Regions from separate parts of the Homo sapiens genome. Here all the other regions are linked to region 2. The links are chromatin contacts, found by Hi-C or POLR2A ChIA-PET in ENCODE. All regions are on one chromosome and are shown on one strand. Each heading gives the region's core, a stretch centred on a gene start or an enhancer-like site at or near the end of the contact. The rest is flanking DNA. Distances are from core to core; before and after follow the strand shown.

Evidence for each region. Hi-C counts contacts between places; a loop is a spot of excess contacts on that map. ChIA-PET counts read pairs that join two places held with the same protein, here RNA polymerase II (POLR2A). Pooled maps may share reads with other maps.
Region 1: a map of GM12878 shows a loop between it and region 2 (2.2-fold over the local background). The contact joins the promoter of TRABD2A here to the enhancer-like site in region 2. A Hi-C loop is called at or near these places in 2 of 168 maps with a recorded cell type or tissue (B cell and GM12878), 15 of 37 single-sample maps with no recorded cell type and 12 of 50 pooled maps. POLR2A ChIA-PET finds 5 or more read pairs at or near these places in 3 of 52 experiments (GM12878, MCF 10A and activated T-cell).
Region 3: a loop to region 2 is called in a pooled map, with 1.8 times the contacts of the local background. The contact joins two enhancer-like sites. A Hi-C loop is called at or near these places in 5 of 50 pooled maps. POLR2A ChIA-PET finds 5 or more read pairs at or near these places in 3 of 52 experiments (AG04450, activated naive CD4-positive, alpha-beta T cell and endothelial cell of umbilical vein).

Annotation. Positions count from the first base shown.
Region 1 is chr2:84,879,135-84,882,987 of GRCh38, reverse strand. It overlaps TRABD2A (TraB domain containing 2A), which reads left to right and starts at 1,904. Exons shown (of 7, transcript NM_001277053.2): 1 at 1,904-2,056. The coding sequence starts at 1,949. RefSeq lists a silencer at 1,800-1,929 and enhancers at 1,659-2,159, 2,160-2,662.
Region 2 is chr2:85,289,711-85,293,410 of GRCh38, reverse strand. All of the region lies in intron 4 of TCF7L1 (transcription factor 7 like 1), which reads right to left. Among named protein-coding and RNA genes, the nearest start is that of TGOLN2, 36 kb to the left of the region's middle. RefSeq lists an enhancer at 2,961-3,461. Within about 2 kb of position 1,855, at least 3 of the 41 ENCODE cell types and tissues checked have a DNase peak (open chromatin) inside an H3K27ac peak, as active enhancers do.
Region 3 is chr2:84,944,394-84,948,500 of GRCh38, reverse strand. No RefSeq gene overlaps it. Among named protein-coding and RNA genes, the nearest start is that of KCMF1, 25 kb to the left of the region's middle. RefSeq lists an enhancer at 1,918-2,087 and a silencer at 2,258-2,407. Within about 2 kb of position 2,185, at least 20 of the 41 ENCODE cell types and tissues checked have a DNase peak (open chromatin) inside an H3K27ac peak, as active enhancers do.

The DNA.
Region 1 (3,853 bases), core at 655-3,154, 410 kb after region 2:
GATATTGCAAAAACCACAATTACTTTTGCACCAACCTAATATTTAGGACAATTCCATAGTTTGGAAATCAATCAACCTACTTCTAAATAATCCACGGGCAAAGAAGAAAATCACCAGGGAAAGTAGATAATGAAAGATAATGAAATACAGTTTTTCAAAATTTGGGTGATGTAGCTAAAGCAGTGCTTATAGGGAAATTTATAACTTTAAATGCTTATATTACAAAAGCAAGAAGACTTAAAGTCAATGACTTAAGGTACCACCTTAAGAATCCAGAAAAAAAGCAAAGTAAACCCAAAAGTAAACAAACAGAAGGAAATAACAAAGATAAGAGCAGAAACCAACGAAATAAAAGAGAGACAAACAACAGGAGAAAATAAACAAATTCAGCCATGTTTTGTGTGGCCAGAGAGAAGCCCAGCTCAGAGAGAAGCTGGGCGGGCTTCTCTGTGGCCACACGGATTGATTCATTTGGAGTGGGAGAGATAACATGAAATAATAGGTAATTACATCCTTTTGAGTTTTTTGTTTTGTTTTGTTTTGTTTTATTTTAAATAAGAGACAGGGTCTCACTTTGTGGCCCAGGCTGGAGTGCAGTGGTTCGATCTTAGCTCAGGGCAACTTACGTTCTTGATGCTTTTTGCTTTTCCCCCTCACAACCGAAAGAGAAAGTTTTTGCCAGCAGGTGGCAGCGCTGGTGCCTGAAAACGCCAAAAAGCATCGTCCTGGGTTGGCCCGGAGACTAACGATTGCCGCCGGGCTGACACGGGGCAGTCATCTGAAGACAGGAGACAGTCAATTCCAGAAAGCAAATCCCCACTCAAACTTAGAAAAAAGCGATTTTACAAAAACATCTGAACTCTAAATGTTGGTGGAGTTAAATCTCGAAAGACTTGGCTCTTCAAAGCCAGGGGTTCTTTACGGGAAAGTTGGAAATGGGCTTCAGAAAACCTCTCCCCGCATTGTATGCAAATCTGCCCCCCCCCTTTTCTTTTTCCCTGGGAGATCGTCCAGTTATCAGATTCTCAAAATGGACAGCGACTTAAAGCAATTAAAGACCACTGCGACAAATGCTCCTGCGAACACCACTCCGAAGTTAATGGCGCAGACGTCTGGACTTTAAAAGGTGGTGGTAAAGTGCGCTCAGGCATGGGTAGGAGGTGCGGCAGGCGGGGCACAGCTACTTGCTTTCATAATTTTTTTTTCTTCCTGATGGACCAATGCTGTGAAAAATCCTCAGTGGGGTTTTGGAGCCGAAAGGGAGCGACTGCAGTTTGCAGGCTTGCTATGTGTGCCAATCAAGGTGTTTCTCATAAATTTCCTCTTTTAATCCTTGCGGCAATCCTCTGAGTTCGGTGTTAACATCCTTAATATTATTCCTAAAAATCCATTAAGAGGGCTCTTAATGGAGTGCCAGCTTTTGTGGTCCTGGATTTTCAGTGGATGCACACACTGACCATTCCCCTCTCTCTTTTACATTCAAAACTTCCGTGAGATTTCCTTTGTTTAAATGAACTTTCCTTTATAGATAGCCTTTCATTTGTTTATTTTGTCTGCCTCTTTCAATCAAGAGGCACCCTCCCCTCACAATCGGCAGCATAAGCACAGACGTAAACGCAGGAACCAATGCGATTTTAGGTTGAATTTAGGACAGCGCTGGAACTTCACTTTACCCCTCTTGCGGTCACACGAGGTGGGCGGCGGCCCCGGCAGGGTTTGGGCGGGAGAAACGCGGTTCGGGACTCCGCTGCCGCCTAGGCGCGGGGCTGACCTGCGGGGGTGGGGTGGGGGGAGGGAGGTCGAGGCCCGGCCCCACGTGGCCGCTGCTGCCGGGCTCACCCCAGCCCCGCCCGGAGGCGCCCCGCGGCCCCGGCTAGCCAGGGCGGGCGGCCACCTCTGCCCTACTCCTTCCCTCCGCGTTCCGGGCCTCGGAGCCGCCTTGAGGAGGATGAGTCCCTGGAGCTGGTTCCTGCTGCAGACCCTCTGCCTCCTGCCCACGGGCGCAGCTTCGCGGCGCGGGGCGCCCGGCACCGCCAACTGCGAGCTCAAGCCCCAAGTAAGGCGCGCGTCGGGTGCTGGAGAGCCGGCCTCTCTGCACCTCCTTGGGATGGTTTCCCTCCGAACCCCGCGAAGCAGCGCTTTCGGACCCCGAGCCGACTTCCGCGGCTGGGCTTTCACCTAGCACCGCGGCGCTCCTTGCTCGCTCTCCTCTCCGTGCCCTCGGGTTCCCCTTTCCCGCGGGGGCGCAGCCCGCAGGCTCCAAGCGACTCAGTGCCCTGGCCTTTGCCCTCCGCCAGCCCAAGGGCGTCCGAGAGAGCCTCTGGGGTCTCGCCAGCCATTTTCGCGAGCTTTCGGGGGACGGATCCGCCAGGGAGTACCGGACCAGGAACTTGGGCACATTTATTTGAAGTTTCTTCTTCCCTCTCTTCCTTAAGAGTTTAATTTCACCTGCTCTTATCAAAATATTAACAGCGCCCTGAAGCTGCTTGGCTTAACCTTCATATGTTCAGTGCCTGAGTTAGAAGGGACTTTAGGGAGTTGAAGCCATTTCCCTTGTTTTTACCGATCTGGGAAACTGACACTCAGCGGGGGACCTGTGTGCTCCAGGTCACAGAGTGCGTTCGCGGAGTGACCACTGTCCGAGCCTTGCGTGTCCAGCCGGGCGCTTTAGATGTTCGCATCAACGTTTTGTGGGTGAGGGAAACCCAGGCAAGGGAGGCTCAGTGACCTGCCCGAGTCAACACAGCTCTATAGCGGACAGGTCTTGCGTCTCCGAGGCTGGACCTCTTTCGAGATGAATATTTCCTTCTCTGATCAGTTTTCCTACACTCAGAATTTTCTGTGGTTCTCGAGTCCCTCTCTTCTGAGTGCGGCATAGGTTGAATTTCGCGCATTTGTTCCGGTGGGTTTGATATCTGTGCGTCCCTGGCTCTGGAGAGGGCCATGCCAGGCTTATCCTTCTGGTGCGCCCGCGACGCGGGGGTGGGGGGGGTTGGGGGTGGGTTGAGGGAGTGGGGGCTGGAATTTAGAGGCCCACCTTTGATGACACCTGCGCAGCTCCCCGGTCTGCCTCCACCCCTGGCCATTCGCAATTTTATTCCTCATCCCAACTGCAGCAAAGCAGAGGACGGCCAAATAGAGCCGATCCTGGAGCTCCGGGCTGGGAAGACGCACGGTGTTCGCCTCTGTAAGGCGTCGCGGGGCTGCGGACGGCCCTCTACCAAGGCAGGAGGCGCGGCAGCTGGAGAGGGGAGTCTGCACCAGGCATGGTTTCAAACTCTGTTGCGGTGTGGCCGCTTCATGCTTGTTAGACAAGGCAGGAGTCCATCTCCTCACAAGAAAGCACATTGCCTTTCACTTCTGCAAAACCTATTACCGACTGGTAATTATGACGAGTGAGTCTGGATAAGATCTCTCTCCTTTAGAATCTGTCTTTATGAGTCCTTTATTCCATCGTCCTACCTTTTGGTCTCAGGACTCCTTTACGTTACAAAAAATTATCAAAGAAGCCCGGCATGGTAGCTCACTCCTGTAATCCCAGCACTTTGGGAGGCCAAGGCGGTGGATCACTTGAGCCCAGGAGTTGCAGACCAGCCTGGCCAACATGGCGAGACCCTTGTCTCTACAAAAAAATAAAAAAAATTACCAGCGTGGGGACATGTGCCTGCAGTCCCAGCTACTCCAGAGACTGAGGTGGAAGGAAACCTTGAGCCTGGGAGTGGAGGCCAGTGAGGTGTGATTGTGCCACTGCACTCCAGCTTGGGTGAAAGAGCGAGACCCTATATCCAAAAAAAAAAAAAAAAAAGTATTGAAAACCTCAAAGACTTTTACTTTATGTGAATTAATGGAGATA
Region 2 (3,700 bases), core at 606-3,105:
TTACTTGGTGGAGGAGGAACAAGACAGAAAGAGTGGGGGGAGGTCCTGCACACTTTTAAATGACCAGATCTTATAAAAACTTGCTCGCCATCACAAGAATGGCACCAGGAGATGGTGCTAAACCATTCATGAAGGACCACTCCCGTGATTCAGTCACCTTCCACCAGGCCCTACCTCTAACATTGGGGATTACAGTTAGACACAAGATTTGGGTGGGGATACAGATCCACACCATATCACCTTATGACTTGCTCTGACCAATGGAATATTAGTGGACATGAAATGAAGTGAAAGGAAGCTTTCAATCTGCTTCCCTTCTTTTGTATCTGCCACATGCCATGAGAAGGACATGACCTGGATAGCCACTGGTCCTGGGATAAGAGCCATGTGGAGAAGACCTGAACCTCCCCCTTAACAAGCTAAAACAGCCACTCCAAGTGACCCACAGGTCCATCAGTGGAAAAAGAAATGTTTACTAATGTAAGCCACTGAATTGTTTGTTACACAGCATTATGAAAGAAATAGTTGACTTGGGCTGGGTGTGGTGGCTCATGCCTGTATTCCCAGCACTTTGGGAGGCTAAGGCAGCCAGATTGGGTGAGCCCAGGAGTTTGAGACCAGCCTGGCAAACATGCCGAAACCCCGTCTCTATAAGAAATACAAAAAATTAGCTGGGCATGATGGTGCACACCTGTGGTTCCAGCTACTTGGGAGGCTGAGGTGGGAGGATCACTTGAGCCCAGGAGGTGGAGGTTGAAGTGAGCCAAGATTGTGCCACTGCACTCCAGCCTGGGTGACAGAGCAAGACCCTGTCTTAAAAAACAAAAAGAGAGAAATAGCTAACTTAAGACATAAAGTCTACAAAAATATTTTTTGAGAAATACAGAAAAGTATAAAGAATGATACCACACCCAAAACCTGCCATGTGGGATTGTTTTTATAGCTTTTAAATTTTGTTCTTTTTTTCTTAAATAAAACATCACAGAAAGTTAAATCCTCTTAAACACTCCACCAGTCTTATGCTCCTCCCCACTTCCCAAAGGCAGCTACCATTGAAATGTTCCCATTCTCCCTTAAAAATACATATGACCGGCCGGGCGCGGTGGCTCACGCCTGTAATCCCAGCACTTTGGGAGGCCGAGGCGGGCGGATCACGAGGTCAGGAGATCGAGACCATCCCGGCTAAAACGGTGAAACCCCGTCTCTACTAAAAATACAAAAAATTAGCCGGGCGTAGTGGCGGGCGCCTGTAGTCCCAGCTACTTGGGAGGCTGAGGCGGGAGAATGGCGTGAACCCGGGAGGCGGAGCTTGCAGTGAGCCGAGATCGTGCCACTGCACTCCAGCCTGGGCGACAGAGCGAGACTCCGTCTCAAAAAAAAAAAAAAAAAAAAAAAAAAAAAAAAAAAAAAAAAAAAATACATATGACCAGTAAACTCAGCACTTTGGGAGGCTGAGACAGAAGGATCACTTGAGCCTGGGAGGTCAAGACCAGCTTGGGCCATATAGTGGAACCCCATCTCTACAACAAATAATAAAAATAGCTGGATGTGGTGGTGCACACCTGTAGTCCTAGCTACTTGGGAGGCTGAGGAGGGAGGAATGCTTGAGTTTAGGCTGCAGTGAGCTATGATCATGCCACTGCACTACAGCCTAGGTGACAGAGTGAGATCCTGTCTCTCAACAAAGCACAAAAAACCAAAATCCGGGAGGCTGAGACAGGAGAATCTCTTGAACCCAGGAGGTGGAGGTTGCAGTGAGCTGAGATCATGTGCCATTGCACTCCTGCTTGGGTGACAAGAGTGAAACTCCGTCCTAAAACCAAAACCAAAACCAAAACCAAAACCAAAACTAAAACCAAAACAAACACATACACACAAAAACAAAACCCCAAAAATATGGATGTTAAAGGTGCTTCCGGTGAGGCTTCAGATGGAAATGGGGAACATGTTATTGGAACTAGTGGAAAGGCGATTCTTGTTACAAAGTGGGAAGAAACATGGCTGAGTTATTTTGTAGTGTTTTGTGAAAGGTAGAACTTGTGAGTGATGAATTTAGATATTCAGCACAAGTTATTTCTAAGCAAAGTGCTGAAGGTGTGGCTTGGTTTCTCCTTACTGCTTGTAGTAAAATGTGAGAAGTAAATTATTGTTAAGCAAAAAGGAACCAGAACTTGAAAATTTAGAAAATTCTCAGCCTAGCCTCATTGCAAAAAAATGAGAAGGTGTGTTCCTAAGAGAACACCAATGGTGTGGCTGGACGATCAGATAATGAGACTGGGGCTGTGAAGCATGGATTCAACCAACCACCTCAGCAGAAATACTGCCCTTTTGGATTAAAATGGACAAAGACAGGACAAAGGGAAGGAAGGCTGTCAGACTTCTACAGAATGGGCTACAGTGATGTGGCTGCAAACATTTGTTATCTTTCAAGAAGAGGGAAGAATGACCCCAAGAGGGGATTCACAAGGTGTGGCTGCCGCCCAGGGCCTCAGGGGCACAGCTCCCAGCTCCCATCCTGGTGGGCTGGAAGGACAGAGAATGAATGGTGCCAAAGAGGATTATTCTTGAGCATTAAATTGAATAGAACTCTGCTAGCAGACTGCCTTTAGACTTAGACTGTAACTCTTCCCTGCCAGTCTCCAGCCTGCCAGCTTACCCTCTTAAATCTTTCTCCCTCTACACATTCACACTCACTCACTCACTCGCTATATATACATACATCACCTTGGTTCTGTTTCCCTGGAGAACCCTAACACAGAACTGTCCTATATCTTTTTTATTTTTACTTTTCATACCAAGCTAAGCTGACTAGGAGAACTGTTCTATATCTTGATTGTGGTGAACTCATGTATGACTGCAAAAGTTTGTCAAAACTCACAGAACTATATACTCATGTGAATTTCACTATATGTAAATTATATCTTAAAAATGGGGAGGTTGGGCATGATGGCTCATGCCTGTAATCCTAGCACTTTTGGAGACTGAGGCAGGCGGATCACTTGAGGCCAGGAGTGCAAGGCCAGCCTGAGCAACATAGCGAGACCCTAACTCTAATTTTTTTTAAATGGGGGGAAAAGCGCACACGTATACAAATATATGCACAGGATGCTAACTTTAGCTTAAAAACTGGGGCCGGGTGAGGTGGCTCACGCCTGTAATTCCAGCACTTTGGGAGGCCAAGGCGGGCAGATCACCTGAGGTCAGGAGTTCAAGACCAGCCTGGCTATCATGGTGAAACCCCGTCTCTACTAAAAAAATACAAAAATTAGCCATGTGTGGTGGCAGGCGCCTGTAATCCCAGCTACTTGGGAGGCTGAGGCAGGGAGAATTGCTTGAACCCGGAGTGTGAAAGTTGCAGTGAGCTGAGATCGCACCACTGCACTCCAGCCTGGGCGACATAGTGAGACTCTGTCTCGGAGAAAAAAAAAAAAAAACTGGGCTAGGCGTGGTGGCTCGTGCCTGTAATCCCAGCACTTTGGGAGGCTGAGGTGCGCGGATCCCGTGAGGCCAGGAGTGCCAGACCAGCCTAGCCAACATGATGAAACCCCGTCTCTACTAAAAATACAAAAAAATTAGCTGGGCGTGGTGGTGAATACCTGTAATCCCAGGTACTCGGGAGGCTGAGGCAGGAGAATCTCTTGAACCCAGGAGGTGGAGGTTGCAGTGAGCTGAGTTTGTGCCACTGCACTCCAGCCTGGGC
Region 3 (4,107 bases), core at 936-3,435, 350 kb after region 2:
GTAATCCCAGCACTTTGGGAGGCTGAAGCGGGCGGATCACTTGAGGTCAGGGGTTCAAGACCAGCCTGACCAACATGGTGAAAACCTGTCTCTACTAAAAAATACCAAAAAATTAGCCAGCCGTGGTGGTGCGCTTCTGTAATCCCAGCTACTCGAGAGGCTGAGGCAGGAGAATCGCTTGAACCTGGGAGGCGGAGGTTGCAGTGAGCCGAGATCGTGCCACTTCACTTCAGCCTGGGTGACAGAGCGAGACTCTGCCTCAAAAAACAAAACAAAACAAAACCAACCAAACAAAAAATATATATATAGCTGGGCATGGTGGCTCACGCCTGTAACCCTAACACTTTGGGAGGCTGAGGTGGGTGGATCACCTGAGGTCAGGAGTTCAAGACCAGCCTGACCAACATGGTGAAACCCCGTCTCTACTAAAAATACAAAATTAGCTTGGTGTGGTGGTACATGCCTGTAATCCCAGCTACTCGAGAGGCCGAGGCAGGAGAATCGCTTGAACCCAGGAGGTGGAGGTTGCAGTGAGCCGAGATCAGGCAATGGCCTGATCTCCAGCCTGGGTGACAGAGCAAGACTCTGTCTCAAAAAAAAAAAAAAAAAGAAAGAAAAAAAAGAATAAGAATGTATAGGCTGAGCATGGTGGCTCACGCCTATAACCCCGGTACTTTGTGAGGCCAAGGTGAGAGGATCGCATGAGCCCAGGAGTTTGTGACCAGCCTGGGCAACATAGTGAGACCTTGTCTCTACTAATATCAAAAACAAAAAACAACAAAAACAAAACAAAAAGTATATATATATATATGCATGTACATTTTTTGGAGGGGGAGGAGAAGGGGTCAAAGTTACACACACAGACACTTGTGTTTCTATAGGCTGACAGGACACAGGAGTCACACCAATTTGGGACCCATAGGCACTTTTTCTTACGTTATTGTTTGAATGTTGTACAATGAGAGAGCTTGGTTTTTGAAATAATTAAATGTAATTGAATTGAGATTTGTTTTGTTTCGTTTTTTTGAGACAGGGTCTCACTCTGTTGCCCAGGCTGGAGTGCAGTGGTGAGATCATGGCTCACCGTAGGTTCCACCTCCTGGGCTCAAACAGTCCTCCTGCCTCAGCCTCCCGAGTAGCTGGGACTAAAGGTGCATGCCACCACGTCTGGCTAATTTTTTGATTTTTATTTTTTTGTAGAGATGGGGTCCTACTATGTTGCCCAGGCTGGTCTCAAACTCCTGGAGAATTGGGCTTAACCAGTCCTCCTGCCTTGGACTCCCAAAGAGCTAGGATTACAGGCGTGAGCCATCACGCCTGACTGGGATTTGTTTTTAAAGTTCCAAAGAGCTTTACTAGTCTTAATCGTAATGTACATAAACTTGTATTCTATGTAAAATATAACAACTTCACAATCATAATAACCATACAGCCATCATTAGCACAGCGCCTCTAACCCACAGCCTCTTACGATTATAAATGGGAGTTCAGATAGATCCATGGACGCAGGGGAGGTTTGGTTGAGGAGCCAGGTCAGAGTCTTGGTTGGAAACACATGCAACTGTATCTGGAACCAGGGTCTGAGGCGAGCTGGGGACAGAGGGACCTCACTTCCAGCCTTCTCTATCAGCAACCCTCTAACATAGAGCTATTTCCAGGTCTAAAGGGTCTCAGAAATGTTCCAACAGCTTCTAGCTTCCTGGGCATTAGCTGCATTTTCACCTACCGGTAGCCCTAGTTCCTCATTTGCCAAAGGCCCACTGCAGGCCGGGCCCTGGTGCCAGCAGAGGAGGTCTGCACCCTCACAGCTGTAGCAGGAGGGAGACGTGCAGAGAGGTGAAGCTCACGGCCCTGGAATACGTGCACCACGGAGGTGAGTGCAAGTGGGTGGGGACTTTGTGGAACAAGTCACATCTGAGTCACTCTGAAGTATGAATAGGAGTCCACCTCATCAACCAAGGCAGGGCAGGAAATTCCAGGCAGACAGTAGTGCAGGGATGAAGGTCCAGAGACGGAAATACTTTTGAAGGCACCATATGAAGTTTATGAACAGAGGTGGAGCTGAGACACCACAGATCAGAAAGGGGAACCAGCAGAGGGTAGCAAGCAGGGGAGACAGGAAGTCAAATTTGAGCTTTAGGGAGATTTTTCTGATGGTAGGGGAGGAGAATGTGTGGGTAGAGCAGTTACTGGCCTCTTGTCCGTATAAGAAGTAATGTGGGCCTGGACTTGGAGCAGAAGTGATTCAGACCTTGCTCGCCTCGCCTCTGAGCCATATTCAAAGCTGCCCTACCAGCCTGCTGTGTCCTCTCCCCTCCCCTCCCCTCCCCTCCTCCCTCCCCTCCCTTCCCCTCTCACCTCCCCTCTCCCCTCCTCTCCCCTCCCCTCTCCCCTCCCCTCCCCTCGTATACTGTTGGTGTGCCAGCTCTCCTTTAGTCTTCAAACTTAAAGCTTGGGTGTCACCCACATCAAGAAAAGTCTATTGACTGGGTGTGGTGGCTCATGCCTGTAATCCCAGCTACTCAGGAGGCTGAGGCCGGGGGATCCCTTGAGCCCAGGAGTTCAAGGTTGCAGTGAACTATGATCACACCACTGCACTCCAGCCTGGGTGACGGAGCAAGACCCTGTCTCAAACAAAGCAAAACAAAAAACCCCAAAAAACTCCACTGATGTCCCCACCCCATCCCCCACCATTCCCGAGCTTGGTCAGGGACCCCTGCCCTGGACTCTATGATGCTCTGTGCATTTCTTTTCTTTTCTTTTCTTTTTTTTTTTTTTTTTTTTGAGACAGAGTCTCACTGTGTCATCCAAGCTGGAGTGCAGTAGTGCGATCTCGGCTTGCTGCAATCTCTGCCTCCCAGGTTCAAGTGATTCTCCTGCTTTAGCCTCCTGAGTAGCCAGGATTACAGGCATGTGCCACCACGCCCAGCTAATTTTGTATTTTTAGTAGAGACAGGGTTTCACCATGTTGGTCAGGCTGGTCTCGAACCCCTGACCTCATGATCCGCCCACCTCGGCCTCCCAAAGTGATGGGATTACAGGCATGAGCCACCACGCCCAGCAGCTCTATGCATTTCTGAGTGTGAATCCCATTGCTTTATGATTGTGTTCTGGTTTTTGTTTTACCACTAGATTGTGATTTTCCTACCAGGTCTCATTCATTCTTCTGACTCCAATGCCTATCACAAAGCCTGGCACAGAGAAGATAAGAGCAAATATTTGTGATTGAATGAGTAAATGATGAATGAAAAGTGAAGACGGGAGATGAGAGAGGTATTTGGAGGTGGAATCAGGGTAACTTGGCAAGTGATTGGCAGGGATAGTGCAGAGGGTGGGTGGTGAGAGGGTGGCATCGAAGATGACTCCAGGTTTTCTGGTTTGGGAGTAGGGGAGCTCTGAACTGTTTTTATTCACAATACTTCTGCCACCAAATGTGTGAGTTTTTTCTTATACTGACCAGTTATTCAACTCTCCAGATACCAATTGGGTATCCAACAAATCAATTCCATTCTGACATTATCTACCTAGAATTAGTGTCAATGCCACCAAAGAGCTCCATCCCGCAAGACTGCCCTGATTTCAGATGTCGGTTGCTGGTACCAGGTTACCATCTGTATTTCTAACCAACCAGCTATAGAAGTCCTAGGTTACCACAACCCCCTCTTCATGTTCAATAATTTGCCAGAATGGCTCACAGAACTCGGAAACACTTTCGTTAGGCTTACCACTTTATGATCAAGGACATATGCTCAGAGACAGCCAGGTGGAAGCATAGGGCATGGTATTGGAGGGGCACGCAGGGCTTCTATGTCTCCTCTGGGCAGGCCGCCCTCCTAGCACTTCAGTGTGTTCACCAACTGGAAGCTCCCCGAATCTCATCATTTAGGGGTTTTTATGGAGGTTTCATTACACAGGCACAATTGATGAAATCATTGACCAATGCTGATTGACTCAATCACCAGCCCCTTTTCCTTCCTGGAGGTCTGGGGATGAGCTGAAAGTTCCAATTCTGTCATGCCTTGGTCTCTCTGGTGACCAGCCCCCATCCTCAAGCTATGTCGGGGACCCCCAGCCACCAGGCACCTTATTAGCACACAAAAGATATCA